2 separate regions of the Homo sapiens genome follow, and region 2 is linked to region 1. Evidence: read pairs that join two places in POLR2A ChIA-PET (ENCODE). Cell type or tissue: A673. All regions are shown on one strand.

The links. ChIA-PET counts read pairs that join two places held together with the same protein. Peaks named below come from ENCODE experiments on the same cell type or tissue, not always from the same donor. Only the 100,000 strongest peaks of a DNase experiment are listed, where the experiment ranks them.
Region 2: POLR2A ChIA-PET joins it to region 1 with 6 read pairs; 2 of 35 experiments call an interaction of 5 or more read pairs at or near these places.

The regions. Positions count from the first base shown.
Region 1 is chr15:97,033,463-97,038,462 of GRCh38, forward strand. No RefSeq gene overlaps it. Among named protein-coding and RNA genes, the nearest start is that of LINC02253, 200 kb to the right of the region's middle. In A673, no CTCF peak of the experiment used is centred here; a DNase peak (open chromatin) is centred at 3,029.
Region 2 is chr15:96,924,271-96,929,270 of GRCh38, forward strand. No RefSeq gene overlaps it. Among named protein-coding and RNA genes, the nearest start is that of SPATA8, 140 kb to the left of the region's middle. In A673, no CTCF peak of the experiment used is centred here; no DNase peak of the experiment used is centred here.

The DNA.
Region 1 (5,000 bases):
GAGACCCACAAAAATAAGCCTGATTGATTCTGACAAATGTACAAAAAAGAAATTCAATGAAAAAAAGGCAGCCATTCCAACAAATAGTGCCAGACGAATAGGACATACATAGGCCAAAAAGTAAGCTTCAACCAAAGACTTAAATCTTATACAAAAATTGAACTCAAAATGAATCATAAATTTTAATGTAAAATGAAAAACTATAAAAGTATTAGGAAAAAATAGGAGAAATTTTTGAATTCTAGGGCTAAGAGGTTGTACACATCATACCAAAAGTACAATCCATAACAGGAAAAATTAATAAATTGCACAACATCAAAATTAAAAACATTTTGCTCTGTGAAAAACCCTGTTGTGAATATGAAAAGATAATTTAAAGACTGGAAAACAATGTGTGCAAACCATATGTCTGATAAAGAACTAGTGTTTAGAAAATATAAAGAACTGTCTAAATTCTACGGTAGAAAACAAAACAAAGCAAAACAAAACAAAATTACCCAATTTGACTAGAAAATGGGCAATAGAAACAAAGAGATATTTCACTGAAGAGTAAATTCAGGTACAGATAAGCGCACAAAAGATGTTTAACACCACTTGCCATCAGGGAAATATAAATTAAAATCTCAGTGAAATATCATTACAAATTTATCAGAATGACTAAAATAAAAAATAGTGACAGCATCAAAAGTTAGCAAGGATGTGTTGAAACTGGATCATTCCTACATTGCTGGTGGGAAAGTAAAATGGTAGAGCAACTCTGTAAAATTGTTTGGCAGTTGCTTATCAAGATGCAACTGCCATACAACCACAGTAATTTCACTTTTGGGTATTTATACCAGAGAAATGAAACATGTTTACTCTAACTGTACCTGTATGTATAGTGCAGCTTTATTTATAATAGCCCCAAACTGGAAATAGTTCAGATGTATTTAAAGGGTGAATGATAAAAAAATGTGGTACATTCATACCAGGGAATATCAGTCAGAAATAAAAAGAAATGAAGTATGGATAATAATAATCTGAATCCTCAGGCTAAGTGAAAAAAAGCCAGTACCAAACATTACACACTATATCATTCCATTTATATAACATTCTTGAAATGACAAAATTATACAAAAATATAGCAGAGTAGCTTTTATTTGAGGTTAAGGAGAGGGTGAGAGCAGGACGAAAAGGGGTATGGCTATAAAAGGGGAACCTTAGGGACCTTTGTGGTGATTAAATGTTCTGTACCTTTACTGTATCAGTGTCTGGTTGTGATATTATAATATAGTGTATTAGTCCATTCTCACACTGCTAATAAAGACATATCTGAGACTAGGTAATTTATAAAGGAAAGAGGTTTAATTGACTCACAGTTCTGCAGGGCTTGGGAGGCCTCAGGAAACTTACAATTAATGATGGAAGGGGAAGCAAACATGTTCCTCTTCACATGGTGGCAGCAAGGAGAAGAGCAAAGCAAACGGAGGGGAGAGCCCCTTATGAAACCATCAGATCTTGTGAGAACTCACTCACTATCATAAGCACAGCAACATGGGGGCAACTGCCCCCAGGATTCCATTACCTCCCGCCAGGTCCCTCCCATGACATTTGGGGATTATGGGAACTACAGTGGGGACACAACCAAACCATATCATATAGTTTTGCAAGATGTTACCACTGGGGGAAACTGGTTAAAGGGCACACAGGATGTCTCTGTAATATCTTTTACAACTATATGTGAACCTATCATAATCTCAAAACAAATGTTTAATTAAAACATGAATGGCATTAAAAACTCATTTTGTACTTGAAGGAGGAACAATGCATTGTGGAATGAATTCATGTAATCACTAGGTGTGCCATTTACTCCTGACTCAGTGTTTTAAGCATCCCATTACTGTAAAGGCATTAGACACAGATAATTAATGAAATCAATCATAATTAATTCCTTCAGTGTTCCTACACTCATAGTATATATTTCCTGAAGAGTTTCAGTCCAATTTGACATTAATGGAGACGGAAAATAGTAAAAAGATTTTGAATTTATAGGATGATGTTACACATTATAAGGTTTTTTTTTGTCATCGAGAGGTACTTGTGGCTTTATAAAGCGAAAGTGGGAAGCTCCAATAGTTCATCAGGATCAGTCCATCATTATGATGGATTTTACATGAATCGAATAGGCATATAAAATAATAATATTTTACTATCTTGGTTTTTCTAAGTCTAGGCTGTAGCTAGATTTTTTTTTTTTTTTTTTTTGGCAACAGGGCATAATAATGGTACCGATGTGTTTAATTTTAAATTGAGGTATCAGTTAAATAGAGTGGAATGAAGAGTTCTGAAGTGTGTAGAGGATCGTTCTTGACAAATGTTCACTCCCATACAACCCACAGCCCTGTAGCACACGCTTACATCGCTCCAGATAGCTTCCTCATGCCTTCCTCAAAACACAGTCATTTATCTCTTATTTCTTTCACTATGACACCATTTCCTTTATGGAGTGTATAAAGCGTTATTTGTAAAAATCAGGTTAGGTGTTTTAGTGATCAAGTTGTAGAAGTTCTATATATCATATGGATATAAGCTATTATATTTGTCACATATAAGTACTGGTGTCATAGAGATGAGTAGCTATGCCTATATGTAATAAAACCATACAGTTTGTATGCTTTTTTGTCTGGATTTTTTGATCAGCATCATGCTTTCAAGATTCATTCATTAGTTATTTAGTTTATAGCTTAATAGTATCTTATCATAAGAATATAATGATTTAATCAATTCTGCTGATAAACATTTAAACAGTTTCTATTTTGGAGCTATTATAAATAAAGCTGCCACCAATATTATTGTACAAATCTTTTTGTGGATACATGGTACCATTTTCTTTTCTTGAGTAAGTATCTAAAATATAAATCTACATATCCAAGCTCCACAAACTCCAAGTAGAATAAATGTAAGAGATCCCAGACACATCGTAGTCAGGAAGTAAAATGAAAAAGACAAGAGGAAATGTATAAAGCAGCAAGAGACATGACTCATCACATACAAAGAGGTCCCAGAAGGTTAAAGAATGACTTCCGATCAAGAATAACAAAGGTTAGAAGGTAGTGGGATGACATGTTCAAAGAGCAGAAAGAAAAACGAAACTTAATAGAAAAATCTTCTACCTAGCAAGTCATCTTTAAAAAATGCTATTGAAAAACAATAGCCACAGATAAGCAAAAACTGAGAGAATTGATAGCAGACCCAACTAACAAGATATACTAAGGCAGTCACACTGAAAGCAAGTGACACTAGACAGCAATCTGAATACATATTTTAGACAAAAAAGAACCAGCAAAGATATGTGGGTATTTTATAAAGACATGTTAACTACATATTTATTCTATTTTATCCTCATAACTGATTAGCTGATTTAAAAGCCATCAAACTATACAGAGAGAGAGAGAGAGAGAGAGAGAGAGAGTACACTGTGATTGTTAATATTGAGTGCCAACTTGATTGGATTGAAGAATGCCAAGTATTGTTCCTGGGTGTGTCTGTGAGGGTGTTGCCAAAGGAGACTAACATTTGAGTCAGTGGGCTGGGAGAAGCCGACCCACCCTCAATCTGGGTGAGCACCATCTAATCAGCTGCCAGTGGGGCTGGAATAAAGCAAGCAGAAAACTTGGAAAGAGCAGATTTCTGAGTCTTCTGGCCTTTATCTTTCTCCTGTGCTGGATGCTTCCTGCCCTCGAACATCAGCCTCCAAGTTCTTCAGCTTTTGAACTCTTGGACTTATACCAGTGGTTTACCATGTGCTCTCAGGCCTCTGGCCACAGACTGCACCATCAGCTTCCACATTTTTGAGGTTTTGGGACTCAGACTGAGCCAACACTGGCTTCTTTGCTCCTCAACTTGCAGACAACCTACCATAGGATTTTACCTTGTGATTGTGTGAGTCAATTCTCCTTAATAAACTCCCTTCACATATACATATATCCTACTAGTTCTGTCTCTCTAGAGAACTCTGACCAATATATATACTATATATATATATAGTATTTTTGATCTTATAACATACAGAAATATATTTTACAATAATGGCACAAAGAAGTTGAGTGGGAATAAACCTGTATTGGAGAAACACAAGGACATCAGATAATAAGTCAAATTCACAGGAAGAAAGGATAAGAACCTGAAAGAAAAAAATGAGATCATAGTTAAGACAAACCTAAATATACATTCTCCTTTCTTCTCTCAACATCTTTAAAAGATATAACTTATCAAAAGTAATAACTAGAACAATGTAATTGTTGGATTAATTATACGTATAGAAACAAAATGTACAAAATAATGACAAAAGGGTAAGTGAGAATACAGATATGTAGGAATAAAGTTTCTGTATCTCACTGAAAATTAGTATTTGGAATAGATTCTGGTATGTATATTGTAAGTTCTAGAGAAATCACTAAGGAAATCTTAAAAATTTTGAAAAGAAAAGCTTTATATGAATTAAAATGACACATTAGAAAATACTCATTTAAGAAAAAACAGGCAAAAAGCAGAGATAAATGAGCAAGAACAAAAAATGAGGCATATAGACCTAGAAAAGCAAAATAACAGACAAATCACACCATATTAAGAATGGCATTAAAATGAATGATTTATACAAATAAATCAAAAGGTAGCAATTGCTAAAATTTATTTAAAACAAATAAAAATACCCAAGTATGTACTTTCTTCAAGAGTTCCAAATTCTATTGAAAGATACAAATATGTTGGATGTAAAGAATGCAGAAATATATTATCATGAAAACAGTAACTATAAACAAGCTGGAATGGCTATGCTGATATTGGACAAAAATGAACTTGATATGAAGAAGAAGACAGAAAATATCATTAGAGATAAAGAATAAAAGTTTTAGGTATCAGAAATATATAAAAATTATAAATTAACAACTGAATTCCCAAATATGTAATGTAAAACTCTCAAAATTGACGAGAAGATAGGGAACTCAGAAATAATGGTTATA
Region 2 (5,000 bases), 110 kb before region 1:
GTAATTAGCATTATAATCCAGAATGCTCCTGGAGAAAATTACAAAGTCCAGCCTTAAGAAGAATGCTTTCACCTAAAAAATAGTTATATGGCTTTACTAATTCATGTTGATCAAAATCTGGGAAATGTGTATAGGAATGAATCTGAGCTTATTTGTAAAATGAGGAACAGTCATCATTTTTGATTTGGCCAATTTAATTGATATGGTTTCAGTATGCTTGCTGGATTCCCTGGGAGTGAGTTTAATTGTTTGTTTGGATGGATGCCTAAATCTGCAACCTGGAACTAAGGGTGGCCTACAGTTAAAAGAAAGGAAAAAGTTGAAATGACAGAAAACTCTTGGTCTAGTACAGAGAGAACACTGCAAAGACTTAGAGGTTAGAAGGTGGGAGTCCATTCACCGTGTGTTACTTCAGATAATTTCCTAACTTTATCCCCTGAGAAACACCAGAAGACACTCTTTACCAAGACTTTGAGAAAAACATTGTGTAATGAGAGCAGATGCTTAGTGATAATTTGCTTAGGGTTCAAGATGCTTATGAGAGATTGCACTTGAAGTAGGTTCCTGGTTTCAGTGAGTAGGAGGATTGCAGAGGAGCAGAAGCAAAGTAACAGTTGACCCTCAGTATCTACAGAGGACTGGGACCAAGGCTCCCTGCAGATCTCAAAATCTGGGGTTGCTGAAGTTCCTGACATAAAATAGTATAGTATTTGTGTCTAACATATGCACATCCTGCGATATACTTGAAAGGATCTCTAGATTACTTATAATACCTAATACAATGTAAATACTGTGAAAATAGTTGTTATGCTGTATTGTTTTTTAAAAAATCTGTATTATTTTTAATTTTATTGTTATTTCCCCTCAATATTTTCCATTGGTGGTTGTTTGACAATGAGAATGCAGAACCCACAGATACAGAGGGTTGACTGTAGTTCCATTTAAACTCCAGAATCAAAAGGCCAACCTGGCAAACAGAACTTCAGAAATATTTGACCTTAGTTAATATCATGTGATTCCTTGGGAAAAAGCAGATTTAAAATTGATACGAGTTTCCTAAATGATATGTACAATTGGTTGGGTATTTTGGGGTAGGAAGGAGCTTTATATTTGGTAAACTTAGACCAGACCTCAGAAATCATAATGTATATTTGCTATCCTAAACCTATATTGCTATCCCAATGCCTGAGTCAGTTCCTAGACCTAGTTCTCCTAGAATGAAATTAAGGGAGATAGTATTGTGATTGGACGCTGTAGTAATATCAAGGTGTATATTATGATATTTTCTCCAAGTCTATTTCAAAGATATATGGCACAACTTATCACTAGGAAAAGGAAAATATTCACATCTTTTGTGTATTAGTGTATACAACTCAATGCTACACTATTGCTCCAAAACCTGGAATACCACTATAGTCCATAGGTTAGTAGTTCATGGGTGTCAAATAACAAATAAATTTTTGGCTCAATAGACCCCAAAGTTATTCTGTTTCCCTTTCCTAATTATATAGTATATATTTGAAATTTAAGATTCTATATTTAAAATACACATACACACACACACACACTCACACACTTAGGTACTAGAAAAACCCCTACTAGATTTTGTGACCCATAAAGTAAAAGTTATTATGGTCCTATTATGTCCCCTAGAACTTCTTGTCCTTAATGAAATAGTAAATAAAAAGCAATATCCCATCCCTAGGGGAATCTTCCTCCAGAGAGAGATTAGTGCTACCATCAAAGACTTGAGAAAAGCAGGCGTGGTGATTCCTAATATAACTCTACTTATCTCTGTAGCTGCGGAAGTGAAGAAAATGAAGGACCTTGTAGAATGAGAGTGAGTTATCTTCAAAAGAAATAGATTTGACTTACACTGTAACTGCTGTTCCAGATGTGGTTTCTCTGCTGGAGAAACTCAGTGCATTCACTGGCACCTGGAATGCATCTGTGGATTTGAAAATGCTTTTCTTCTCTCTCTCAATAAATAAAAATATCAGCAGAAATTTGACTGAATGAAGAGGGGCAGCAATATACCTTTTCTGCCTTGCCTCATGGTTTTAACAGTGTCCTAATTCATTTCTAGGGCCCTTGACTATCGCTTAATTCCAAAGGATATCTTGCCAGTCTGCTACATGAATATTATCATATTGATAGCACCTAGAGAAAAAGAATGAATGGGTATCATAAATGCCTTGGCAAGACACATGCAGGGTATAGATTTGGAGATCAGTTCCACAAAAATGCACAGGCATACCACCTCAGTGAATTTTCTGGTGATCCATTGATCTGGAACCTCAAAGTGAAGGTTGATGAACATTTGTCACCTAACACTAAGGAGAAAAATGCTTAGTGGGGCTTTTTGTTTTTAGGAGCAAATTGTATCCCAAGTGAGAGTTCTACTCCCTCCCAATTATGTGAGCTTCCAAATATGAATGGAGCCCAGAACAAATTACTTTTCCCCAGTGATCTAGGTTTCAAGACAAATAGCTATGGTCCTTGGTCTTTATAAAGCACCAGGTTCAATAATGCTGGGGATATTTGTGGTCATTGAGGATGAAGTCCTAGTTTTGGGGACAAAACCACCTTCTTTAAACAAATAAACATGCCACTTCTAAGAACAAGTTCTTGGTTTGCTATTCATTTCTCGTGATGACTAAGTTTCTGATCATAAGAGCCATATAATCATGACACTTGAGTCAAATTTCCCATTATGATGGAGTTTTATATGATCTACCTATTTATAAAGTGAACACACAAACTATCCTCCATCATAAAATAGAAGTGGTTCAAATAGGGTTAGGATCAAGCAGGTCCTAAGGACACAAGACAAATAAGTAGCATCTGACTTTCTTACTCCTTAAAAACTGTATGTATTAACTAGCTATGAGCAAGTTTTCTATGACTTTTCATGATATGTGGCACCAGGAGAGTTGGTCCCTAAAAAAGGTAGAGAATAATTTTAAGTCTTGTATGTTGTTCCTCCACTTCATGGCAAAGTGTGTCTAGATGAAGGGATGTCTTAAAATCAGGATGTATTGTATGTATAGCAGTCCATGAGGAATGGCCAATGGCTTGTCCATGTGACCAGGGGGTTGAAGGTACAAGTTTGAAAAATTATAACAAGAGGGTTTAGGGATGAGGTATATACTTTTCAGAAAAATTGCAGTTTGAGATTATTTTGGAATGTTTACCTAAGATCATACCCACAGCAGAGGAGGCTCTTAGTAATCAGTGGTGGTTTTCTGGAAGTGTCTCTCCCTTATGTTAGTTACATAAATGCTTCAAGAGTCATGAAACAAGGTGAGATGTTCAAGATGGGCTTATAAACATGGACTTCCCCTTCACCAAGACTATTCAGGCCACTTCTACTAATGGGTGTCCAATTTGCCATCCAGTGAGTGATACAAAAATCCACATATATATTACACCTGAGATGACCAGTCAGGTGTCTGGTAGCAGGATAATAACTCTGAAATCCGTCTGAGATAGAGGTTGCAAATATTTCCACACTGGAATAGATACTTAACGTGAATTTGGATTTGTTGTCCTTGGCCATCAAGCATCTGCAAGCAGTACTATTAAGGGACTTCCTTATTGCTCTACCCTTGGTACAGATTTTCACATAACATTGTTTGTAATGAAAATGGTTAAGTGAAAAAAGGACAGGGGAAAGACTGCCATGTTTTGATTCATTATCCTTGGCATATTTGCCATAACTCAGAAGCGTCTATCATTATAGGATATTGGAAATGGCCTATTGAAGTTTCAGTTACAGTATTGGTATGACTTTAAAAGTTTTTTGCATCTTGTTCCAATAAGTTGGGGTCTGCTGGTTGGAGGTATTAATCCACAAGGAAGAATGTTTCCAGTAAGACAGACAACAATGTTTCCATTGAATTGGAAGCTCATATTGCCATCTGGCCATACTCAGCTTCTTATGACTCCAGGAAAAGAGGAAATGATATGGATTTTAGTGCTGGCTGGTGTAATTGATCCTAACCATGAAGGACAAAGTGGATTACTACTTTACAATGGAGCAGGAGAATTGTGGGTGGAACCCAGGTAGTCTCTCGGGATACCTTCTTATCCTACTATTTATAGTAGTAAAAGTAGATGGTAGAAAAGAATCACAAACTGGAAAGGCTGTCAGAGACTTGGAATCAACAACAATAAAGGCTGGGGTAACTCATTAGGTTAAATGTCAACACCTAACCGGTCAGCTGGGGCGCTGGTTGAAGGCAGAGCATGCAGAATGGACAAGAAAGGAGAAAAGTCATAAATATGAGTTACACTTTCACACGCTGCTATAGAAATTTGATTACTATCCTCTAGACTTTCTATTTTTACAGAGTGATGAATACATTTATATATCTTAGCTCCTAATTCATTTTCTTCTTCTTTTAGTACTGCATTTGGGGTATGCTACTAAACACTTGTTCATGAAAGCAGAATTTAAACATGGGATTGTGATTTTATAGGAAGAATGAACATCTTCCTGTTTGGACTTGGAGTTGTGTGAAATCACTGATAAGATGCTGAAGGGTCTCCATTTGGGGGAAAGAGTGAGTATGTTTATTGTTGCATAGGTGCATGATGTCCCAAGTATCCATTTCTTTTTTTCCTTTCTGGCAGGATAGATTTAGGAAGAGGCATTTATAACCATACCTCAAAGATATTGTGGGTTCAGTTCTAGACCACTACAATAAAGTGACTATCACAATAAAATGAGTCACATGAATTTTTTGCTTTCCAAGTGCACATAAAAATTATGTTTGCACTATACTGTAGTCTGTTAAGTGCGCAATAGCACTAGGTCTAAAAATGTACACACCTCAATCAAAAATAATTTATTGCTAAAACACACTAACAATCACCTGAGCCTTTAGTGAGCAGTAGTCTTTTTACTGGAGGAGGGTCTTACCTTGATGCATAGGGCTGCTGACTGATCAGGGTGGTGGCTGCTGAAGGTTAGGGTGGCTGTGGCTGTGGCAATTTTT